Linked DNA regions of Homo sapiens: region 2 is linked to region 1. The links are chromatin loops, found by intact Hi-C in ENCODE. Cell type or tissue: testis. All regions are shown on one strand. Each heading gives the region's core, and the rest is flanking DNA. Links, peaks and the distances in the headings are about the cores only. Region 1 has its middle 220 kb from the start of MIR4643. Region 2 has its middle 370 kb from the start of MIR4643.

Region 1 (5,386 bases), core at 184-5,183:
GAAACAAAGCAAGTACCTGTCTCAAATACATACATGCATACATACATACATACGAAGATAATGACAGCCTCTTCCTGAAACTAATCTGTTACTTGCTCAGGGATCAAATCACCCTTGGAAAACTAACAAATTAGCCATGAGGTTAGACTTATGGCTCAGGAGTCATGTAGTCAGAGGCCACAAGATTCCTAACCTCCTCAATTGCTCCTATAGATAACATCACTCCTGTAAAACCTATGATTGCTGTTCAACATAATTATCAGAACTTGCCTTCTGATAGCCCAGCTGGTGCCACCTAGACCAGCAAACTGGACCAGCTGGTTTTGTGATCCTACCCGATAAATGAAGACAAAAAGAAGACAGCTTCAACCCCCTATGATTTCATCCCCAACCTAGCCAATCAGCATTCCTTATTACATAGCCCCTGCCTGCCAGATTATCCTTAAAAATATCCATAGTCCAAATTTGCGGGGAGACTCCTTTGTATAGTAATAAACTCCTGCCTGGTCACTTGGCCAGCCCTGGGACTATTATATTTTTTCTCTGTTGCGAAAACCTGCTGCTTTCGGTGAATTGGGTTTTCTGGACAATGAGCAAGAGGGACTCATCAGGTGATTACAATAGTAACTAGAAAACAAAACCTAGAAATATTACTTTAACCTTCTCCAGTCTATCTAGGAGCTTGCCATAAAGAAATTCACTGACCTATGCTTGTCTGATAGTAGATTATAAAAACTCCCATTCCAGAGAGATCCTCCCATATTTCCTGGAGGAAGAAATGTTACAGTGGAGAGGCAAAAAGAATCTGAGCAAAAGGCCTTTTAGAATGGTTTTCCTTCCCACTCAGTCTATTACCATTGGATCATACTCTTGTCCAATCACATTTCTACATGGCTATCCATGTTTCATTCAACCTAAGCAAAAAAAAAAAAAAAAAAAAAGTAGTTTTCCCTAAGTCTCTGGATCTTCATTTCTGAAGGCTTTACATGTCATGTAAAACTTTGACTAAATTTGTTATGCTTTTCTCTTGTTAATGTGTCTCTTGTTATAGGCATGTTGGCCATGAACTTTATCTTACAAGATCCATGCAAAGATCCACTCTGGTGAACATCATCTAACTTTTAGAAACGTATGCCCTCACTGCTAGGCTTAACATGACTACCGCTCAGGAAGCCTCTGAAACATAAACAGAGGTAGAGATCCCTTCATTTCTGCAAATTTGATGGAATTTATCATGGGAAAGAGAAGCTTTTCTGAAACAATGCTTAAGGTTTAGAATTAAAGGCATACAAATAAATCTTATTTTTAGAAATATGAAGCCAGAAAATATAACTATTTCTCAAAGAGAATTTCCCTTAGGCGTTAAAAGTTGATGATATAGAAATGACAAAGCATTATAAAAATCTTAGACATTAGAAGCAGGAAGAGACTATAAAGGTTCCTGATTATAAGGATGATTAACCTTCAGTAAGTACTCATCATGGGCTTGACGTGTTGAAAGTGCTTTCATATGAATATCTCCTTTAATATTTATAAGAAGGGTATTAAGAAAGTAGTACTATTGTCCCCATTGTACAGATGAGGAAAGTAAGGCTTACAGAGGATAAGAAACTTGCCCAAGTTCACACAGCCATCTTGAAAGGTGCTCGCAATGGCGCCCAGAGTTCCAGAGCCCAAGTTCCAGGCACTTTTTTTGGACTGGCTTTCTAACACAACCCCTTATTTTTATCAAGTAGAGTAGGGAAGTAAAACGTCCAGAGCCATTTCACCAGTTACCAGCATAATTAGAACTGAAATCAGGCCAGATTAGCACTTAAAAACATATTACTTCTTAAGGAGCTAGACAGATACCATTCTTTCTGTGTCATACAAAGCAGCAATGCCCCTGAAGCAGGAGTTTGGGGCTTTAGCATGTCATTTGGACTGGTCGACTTTCCCTTACTTTTCATTTTCTCTTCACCCATTTTCCTTATATCAAGTCTCATAAAATAACCCTGAGTAGATTACACTGGCCAAGTACAGCACTTCAAGGCTGGTCTGGTGTGTGTAAATTGCCTCTCAGTGGGTGGCTATTATATTTATATTGGTTTAAACTGTTTCCATTGCCAATCCATTATGCTGGAATTCCCCCTTGCTGAGGGCAGCTGTGTTATTCTTTTCTTTGACTGAAGCCCAAGAACTATCTGTGCAACTCCTTGGGAGCCAACCCTTTAAGAGTAAACATATTGAGTCATACAAGGCCACTCAGTATCCCACTGCCACTTGCTGAATCAGGAGCGTTCCCCTCTGGCCCCAACCAGTTCACGTTGCTCATTTTTCAAGAAGATAGAAATTGGAGTGGAGTGAGAAAGTGATGTGATGCCTATTTATGCAGAAAGTCAAAGGAATGTTCTGAAAATAACACTTGTACAAGTAACTGTTTCTCTAGAAGGCAAACACTTAGAGCATAACCACGACTGAGGGTCCAGATGGCCTCAGGTGTGTCCTGATGAGCACCCTTCAAATCAAATGCGACCCTGTGAGTGCCCCTTTCTGAACAAAATCTCCCAGCAAACACCTGTAACTATCTCAGGACTGAACATACATTCTTAAAATGAAAATTTCTTAGTCCAGGTTAGAGTCCAAAATCAGTGACTGGAAGTCAAGAACTAATTGAACATCTGTAATACAAGTTTCTGTGCCTCAGCTGGTGATATGATATAATTAGGAGGCAAGTTTACACATTTTATTGTTCCCTTGGGTACCAGGCTTATCACTACAAACTGATGACTGTTGATAAACCCACCCAGCTGTCCTGTAAATGTAGACCCTTGGTCGCAGGGAAAATAAGGGTGAAAATTTGGATATTTTAAACTTATTGACGTAACAGCAGAGAAAACCAAAAGCCTTTATCTGATGAAATGAGTCAGCTTCATGGTTCTTAATTAGGAATTCACATTTAAGAGTGGTAGTTGTAAGGACAAACGCAAATTAAAAGTAAGGTGCTTAATTCGGCCTGTTGAAAATGAGGAAAGAGCTCCTCTCTCCCTTTCTCTTTGAGCATTTGCATTTGAAAACTTGTAATTATAAGTACCTTCTCTTCTCTTTGAAATGTATGTAAATCCTTTTGAAAACCAGATAGGCCTTTTGTCAGCTTTAAGAGTCAGGATTGCCTTTCTCAAGGATTCAGGAGCCATCTCTTTGAAATGTAAACATCAAGGGGTATAGCACCCCTATCTCCAAGTTTCTCTGAGAGATTAGGAACCTAACTTCAGTGGGCACCTTGCTGCAAGTCACAAAATTACATCCTGCCACAAATATGGGAGAAGTTTGTTTTTTTCTCTGGGTAAAGTCAATTAACACAGACAGTCATCCTGGTAATGGTTGATTTGAGGATGAATTATGTAAGACAAATAGTGCTGTTAAATCTTTTTACTCATGGACTAGTTATTGTTTATATTGAAAGCATGTATGCAATGGGTCGTAACTGGTTGGCATATAGAGGGGTGAGATTTTGCAGTCTTTCAGCTGATTGTGATTAACATCACATCATGGTTTAATGCTAATTCAAAAGCAAAAGTGGGGTGGTTTTTGTTTCTGCTATCTTCGTGGAGAAAATTTCTGGATTGAGAGAAGATTGTGTTTTTAATTCTATTTCCTCAACATCATCAAATTTTGAAGGGAGAAAAAAGAATTTATATGGACTTTGGTGGCCATGCCTAACAGAGCAAGTTTTCCTTGATTCAGGAGACCTGAGTCCTCCCATCTGATATACCAAGCTGCACTGTTCAAACAAAACTCTTTCAGTTACAATCCCAGTCAAGCATGAAACGTTTGTTCTGCTGTTGTTTATATGTGCAACGTACTTTGAGTTCATTAAATTGGCATCACCTTGTTACAGTAAAGTCTCTAAAGCCAAACAAAACTAAAGAAAATAAAATCAGAGTTTTCAAATATTCTTGTGAAAAATGGAGAAATGTAAAGTTGAAAATTGTTTAAAGAAAATTTTAATTGCTACAAAGAAAATAAAATACCTAGGAATACAACTTACAAGGGACATGAAGGACCTCTTCTTCAAGGAGAACTACAAACCACTGCTCAAGGAAATAAGAGAGAACACAAACAAACGGAAAAACATTCCATGCTCATGGGTAGAAAGAATCAATATCATGAAAATGGCCATATTGTCCAAAGTAATTTATAGATTCAATGCTATTCCCATTAAGCTACCAATGACTTTCTTCTCAGAACTAGAAAAAACTACTTAAAATTTCATATGGAACCAAAAAAAAGAGCCCATATAGCCAAGACAATCCTAAGTAAAAAGAACAAACCTGGAGGCATCATGCTACCTGACTTCAAACTATACTACAAGGTTACAGTAACCAAAACAGCATGGTGTTGGTACCAAGACAGATATATAGACCAATGGAACAGAACAGAGGCCTCAGAAATAACACCACACATCTACAACCATCTGATCTTCAACAAAACAAGCAATGGGGAAAGGATTCCCTATTTAATAAACGGTGCTGGGAAAACTGACTAGCCATATGCAGAAAACTGAAACTGTACCCCTTCCTTACACCTTATAAAAAAATTAACTCAAGATGGATTAAAGACTTAAACATAGAACCTAAAACCATAAAAACCCTAGAAGAAAGCCTAGGCAATACCATTCAGAACATAGGTGTGGGCAAAGACTTCATGACTAAAACACCAAAAACAATTGCAACAAAAGCCATAATTGACAAATGGGATCTAATTAAACTAAAGAGCTTCTGAACAGCAAAAGAAACTATCATCAGAGTGAACAGGCAACCTACAGAATGTGAGAAAATTTTTGTAATCTATCTCACAAAGGGCTAATACCCAGAATCTACATGGAACTTAAACAAATTTACAAGAAAAAAAGTGAACAACCCCATCAAAAAGTGGGCAAAAAATATGAACAGACACTTCTCAAAAGAAGACATTTATGTGGCCAACAAACATATACAACAAACATATGAAAAAAAACTCATCATCACTGATCATTAGAGAAATGCAAATCAAAACCATTGTGAGATATTATCTCACTCCAGTTAGAATTGAGATCGATAAAAAGTCAGGAAACGACAGATGCTGGGGAGGATGTGGAGAAATAGAAACACTTTTACACTGTTGGTAGGAGTATAAATTAGTTCAACCAAACTGATCTTCCACACTGTGGAAGACAGTGTGGCGATTCCTCAAGGCTCTAGAACTAGAAATACCATTTGACCCAGCAATCCCATTACTGGGCATATACACAAAGAATTATAAATCATTCTACTATAAAGACACATGCACGCATATGTTTATTGCAGCACTATTCACAATAACAAAGACTTGGAACCAACCCATATGTCCATCAATGATAGACTGG
Region 2 (5,386 bases), core at 300-5,299, 150 kb after region 1:
AATAGCAACCTACTTTTTCTGTAGTGAATACAGGGCTCTTTTTTTTTTTTTTTCCTCCAACAGAATTTATTGAGCTCATTTCCAGGCTGCTTATGAAGTGATTTGAAATGAGGCAACATTAAAGCATTCCACAAATCCCTTGTACTTAGTCATCCTGACACTTTATTTGAACTCAGAGTATTGATATGGAATAACTGTAGCAGCCCCACTCTTCTGACTCTATTATCTGACAGGAGGTCTGGAATCCAAAAAATGGTATATCATCAAACGTTCTTAATCATCACAATAATTCGTAGAAGAGAACCAGGTATAATTTGGGCAACACCAGAGGGGCTTGGCTGCTAGAAACAAGGAGAGTGCGGTATGTGTTAGCCTGGAGGAACAGAGCCACATTAATCAGTCAGTGAAAGGACCGAAGGCAGTGTATGTACGTGTGTATTTTAAGAAAAATTGACAGACAGGCTTCAAAGCAGCAAAAGCACTGAACTCCCTGCATGCTATTAGTTCGACTCTAACTTCTGTTCTCTTGCAATCCAAGAGGCAGTTATAGACTGACCCTCACTGGGTTATCACTGAGGCTAATACAGCATAGTTAAAAACTTTATCTGCAAAAGTTTCGAAGAGGGGAAAAAATCTCTGAAGGAGGACACAAAAGTCTATGGAAGTTGACTATCTGTTATGTTAAAATGTGGCTCATTTTTGCCTTTCATTGCCTCTTTCCCAACTTCCTGAATGAGTAATGAATCAGAGTCTAAAGAAATGTCTCCTGTTGAAGAAGAATTATGTTTTATATCACACGAGGTCCTACATGTATCCTGATGTGCAGTCTGCCTTAGAAAAAACATCAAGTTTTTAGATAAAAGATTCATTGAGGAAAGGGTATATGTGTACCTGTGTGCATATGTGTGTGTGTCCATGTGGGTGAAGGGGAAAAAAATCCAGCCTGTAAGATTAATGAATCTCAAATGCAGTTCTCTCCTTAGAGTCAGGCTATGTCTTTTCAGTTATAACTACTACTAATTCTTGGAACATTTCTTTCTGAAATCCACAGTCCAGTAGCTGTACTTATACATTAACTGGTTGTTTCATCAAGTAAGCATTGAAAGACACCAGAGCAGTGGGAAGAATTTCAAGTTTCTGTATTTCAGGCTTTGAGGTAGTGGTGCACTGTGGCAATAAGTTCAAGGGGAGTCCTATTTAAATAGAATACCAGAATACATAGTGTCTTCTGTTACCCATGAGATCTCAACCTTGATCACTAAAATTCCAAACAAAATCCCTTAGATATGAACTGAATACATGTCCCTCAAATGACTTCCTTTGGGAAAGTTATTAATCAACATCTTTTAAGAAAGTATTAAAGAATGGAGGGTACCTGCTGTAACATTTTCTCAGAAGAAAGAGGAGTCCCCTTACCAAGCACAATTTCCATTATGCACATATTTACTGAATGATTCCTACCTATAAGGTGTGGGACTAGGTTCTGTAGATCTTTTTTTAAGCAAATCCTATGAACTTACATCTAGAAGAACTTCTCTGGACTCACAGCTGTAGAACTGGAAGACACCAACATGGGATTTAGCACCTGCCACAGATAAACTCCCAGACGATCATCCCCATCATGTGAATAGCATTAGTATGTAACATGTGATCCTATCAATAATTCTGAGACACTGCGCCTGGAAAAAAGAATTCTTTGTCTAAATTTGTTTCCAAAAGCTCATCTCATTCAGTCTTTTTAACACCCTCGTGTCATAAGTGTTAAAATGTTCAACATTCATAACCTGCAGTTCTACCCATCATCACCCATCCACTAGTGCACACGTCTCCGATCTCAACATCACTCAGAACCCCTGTTTCTCCAAGAATTTGAATTATCTACACTTCTCCCACTCTGCCACTCCTACCAGACTTAATATTTGTCATCACATTCTTTGCTGCTTTAATCACTTACTTTTCTCCTAATTTACTATTTCTAATTCTGTTTTTTAATACTCTATCAAAACTCAATCTCATACATAGCCATACATGTCAGGCATAAAGTAATTGGAGGCAGTGTGGTACAGTGGTTACAAACAGGGGCTCTGGACTCAACGCGCCTGAGTCAACCTCTATCTCCACCACTAAAATTAACTCTGTCAGGTCTTGACCATGTGGCTTGATTTCTATGTCTCAGTCTCTTCATGAGCAGGAAGGTAACAAACACCTCAGTGTGACAGACATTGTGGTAGACACTAGGATTCAATGTGGAATCTAATGAAGAATTTTAAGTAGATGGATGATATGAGCAGATATATCCTAGCTTCTTCCGTGACCAGCTATAGGACTTTCAGCAAATTTATTAATCTCTCTATGCTTGAGTTTTGTCAATTTTAAAATAGAGATAATAATAGTACCTCCCTCATAGGATTGCTGAGATCTAATGAAATAATAAAAAGCTACAAATAAATCTTAGCTATTAGTAGTAGTAACATATGTCCATGATATAATTTTTGTACCACTGCAAATATCTTAGAAAAGCAGCCTACATTCTCTAATTTTAATTACCTGTCACCAACTCATTTATTGAACTTTAGCAATCTGGTTTTCACCATGAATTCATTCATAAAAATATTTACTATATAGTTCATGTATGTGAGGCCCCTAGTAGGTGATGGTGACATAGTGAAGAAAACAGATACAATCTCCAACCTCCCACTCCTCACTGATCATCTCCTCAAAACTGGCATTTCTAATAGTCACCCTCCCTTCCTTCTTGGCCTCCAATAAAATATTTTAAAAAATTGAACAGCCTATCTCCATGAAAATATCAAATCTTTCATTCTTTGGCATCCATAATACTAATATTTTTATTCTTTAATTTATCTGACCCTTCCTTCTAGCCCCTTTCAAGAGCCCCACTTTCTCACAACCTCTTAATACAATAATACCTATCCCTCTGTCTCTGTAGTATCTTTCTCATCTAAGACCGTCATTCTCAGGACTACTACTATTACTCCCTTGCAAATGATTCTTCATCCTCTAATCACTTGATCTTCCACTTCTCTGATTTCATTTAATGTTTCTTGTCATTAAATGGGGTGCCCTCTCAACCAGTGGAGTGCCCTCCCAACTCCTCAAAGTCAACATACTCTAAGGCTAATTTATCATCTTTTATAAGCACCAGTTTCCTCTCCTAAATTTTCTAATTTTGTCATGTATGCCTGAGATTTAAACTTCTAAGCCATATTTCATTGTCTTTACTTAATGCATCATCTTCATTCTTAAATTGTAAATTTTAAAGATTCTTAAACTTAAAATCCCAAAGATTCTATTGCTATATCTTTTGCACCTGTCTGATTTTTTTTTTTTTAATTAACTTCGCTGGGTACAGTGGCTCACATCTGTAATCCAAGCACTTTGGGAGGCTGAGGCAGGAGGATCACTTCAGCCCAGGAATCGAGACCAGCCTAACAACATAACAAGACCCCATTTCTACAAAAACATACAAAAAAATTTTAGGAGGGCTTGGTGGCAAGTCCCTTTAGTCCCAGCTACTCAGGAGGCTACTCTCTGATTTCATTTAATGTTTCTTGTCATTAAGTGGGGTGCCCTCCCAACTCCTCAAAGTCAACATATGCTAAAGCTAATTTATCATCTTTTATAAGCACCAATTTCCTCTCCTAAATTTTCTAATTTTGTCATATATGCCTGAGATTTAAACTTCTAAGCCATATTTCATTCGTTCTTAATGCCTCATCTTCATTCTTAAAGTGTAAATTTCAAAGATTCTTAAACTTAAAATCCCAAAGATTCTATTGCTATGTCTTTTGCACCTACCTGATTTTTTTTTTTTTTTTTTTTTTTTTTTTTTTTTTTTTTTTTGAGACGGAGTCTCGCTGTCACCCAGGCTGGAGTGCAGTGGCGCGATCTCGGCTCACTGCAGGCTCTGCCCCCTGGGGTTCACGCCATTCTCCTGCCTCAGCCTCCCTTGTAGCTGGGACTACAGGCGCCCGCCACCTCGCCCGGCTAATTTTTTGTATTTTTAGTAGAGACGGGGTTTCACTGTGTTAACCAGGATGGTCTCCATCTCCTGGCCTCGTGATCCGCCCGCCTCGGCCTTCCAAAGTACTGGGATTACAGGTGTGAGCCACCGCGCCCGGCCTGATTTTTTTTTTTTTTTTTAATTATACTTGGCTGGGTACAGTGGCTCACATCTGTAATTCAAGTACTTTGGGAGGCTGAGGCAGGAGGATCACTTCAGCCCAGGAATTCAAGACCAGCCTAACAACATAACAAGACCCCATCTCTATAAAAACATACAAAAAAAATTTAGCAGGGCTTGGTGGCAAGTCCCTGTAGTCCCAGCTACTCAGGAGGCTAAGGTGAAAGGATTGCTTGAGCCCGGGAGTTTCATGTTGCAGAGAGCAATGATTGCACCACTGCGTTCCAGCCTGGGTGAGAGAAAGAGACCCAGTTAATTACCTGGTTCAGATCCTTCTTTATCTCTCACCTGAATATTGTACTAGTCTTCTAACTATCCTATACCACAACCATCATTCTATTTGTTTCTTGGTCTGTCACACAAACTGCTGCAAGGTTAAATCTTCCCCAAGTTCTACTTTGGCATTTGTACTGCCTTTTCTAAAATCTTTCAGGTCTTTCCCATTACACAACAAATAAAGTCAACACTTGTAAGCCTAATATTAATGCCCTCTCTACTTGGGCCACATGCTGCCTTCAAAAATAAGGCCATACATTGTATAACTCATTAGAGTTTGAGAAGCATTTTATACTTATCTTAATCTAATTCTTACAAAATGTCTTCTGATGTAGATATTATATAACATAAAAGCCCTATTTTATTAATAAATCACAAAAACTCTACAGATGAGGAAACTAAGAATCAAATATATTTTATATTTGCTTAAGTTACATAAGCACTTCTGAACCAGGACATAACCAAATTTGATGAGAGGACATTGATCTAATGACACAATATGTTTTACCTTCACAAACAACAATAATAATACCTCTTATTATTCTCTTTGATGAATCACAGGAGAAAGAATATCAAAAGCCATGAAAAGAAATCGATTTAAAAAATGAAAACCCAGTGAACCTGAATTTAGATTTGGATTTTTATTAATTTTCTATGTAAGCCTATTAACAATGCTATGCTTTATTATATTTGACTCTAAGACAGTTTTGTAATTCCTGAAACACATTTTCTTCACAATGAAATAATGAAAAATCATGAAATTATATCCATTTTAAATATTTAATTCTAAAGCATGTAGTTATTTCATTTGAGGCATCAAAGCATTTTTAATAATCATTAGGTATCTGAATCATTCCTGCTTCTACATATAGACAATGGTAAGGTCCAGTACCCTCTTCAAGGTCA

Evidence for each region. Hi-C counts contacts between places; a loop is a spot of excess contacts. Peaks named below come from ENCODE experiments on the same cell type or tissue, not always from the same donor. Only the 100,000 strongest peaks of a DNase experiment are listed, where the experiment ranks them.
Region 2: a loop joins it to region 1, with 7 times the contacts of the local background. A loop is called at or near these places in 1 of 110 quality-filtered maps.

The regions. Positions count from the first base shown.
Region 1 is chr6:91,296,510-91,301,895 of GRCh38, reverse strand. No RefSeq gene overlaps it. Among named protein-coding and RNA genes, the nearest start is that of MIR4643, 220 kb to the left of the region's middle. RefSeq lists enhancers at 1,389-1,979, 1,980-2,572, 2,573-3,164, 3,165-3,757. In testis, for the core only: no CTCF peak of the experiment used is centred there; a DNase peak (open chromatin) is centred at 2,235; H3K27ac peaks cover 1,748 bases.
Region 2 is chr6:91,144,765-91,150,150 of GRCh38, reverse strand. No RefSeq gene overlaps it. Among named protein-coding and RNA genes, the nearest start is that of MIR4643, 370 kb to the left of the region's middle. In testis, for the core only: no CTCF peak of the experiment used is centred there; no DNase peak of the experiment used is centred there.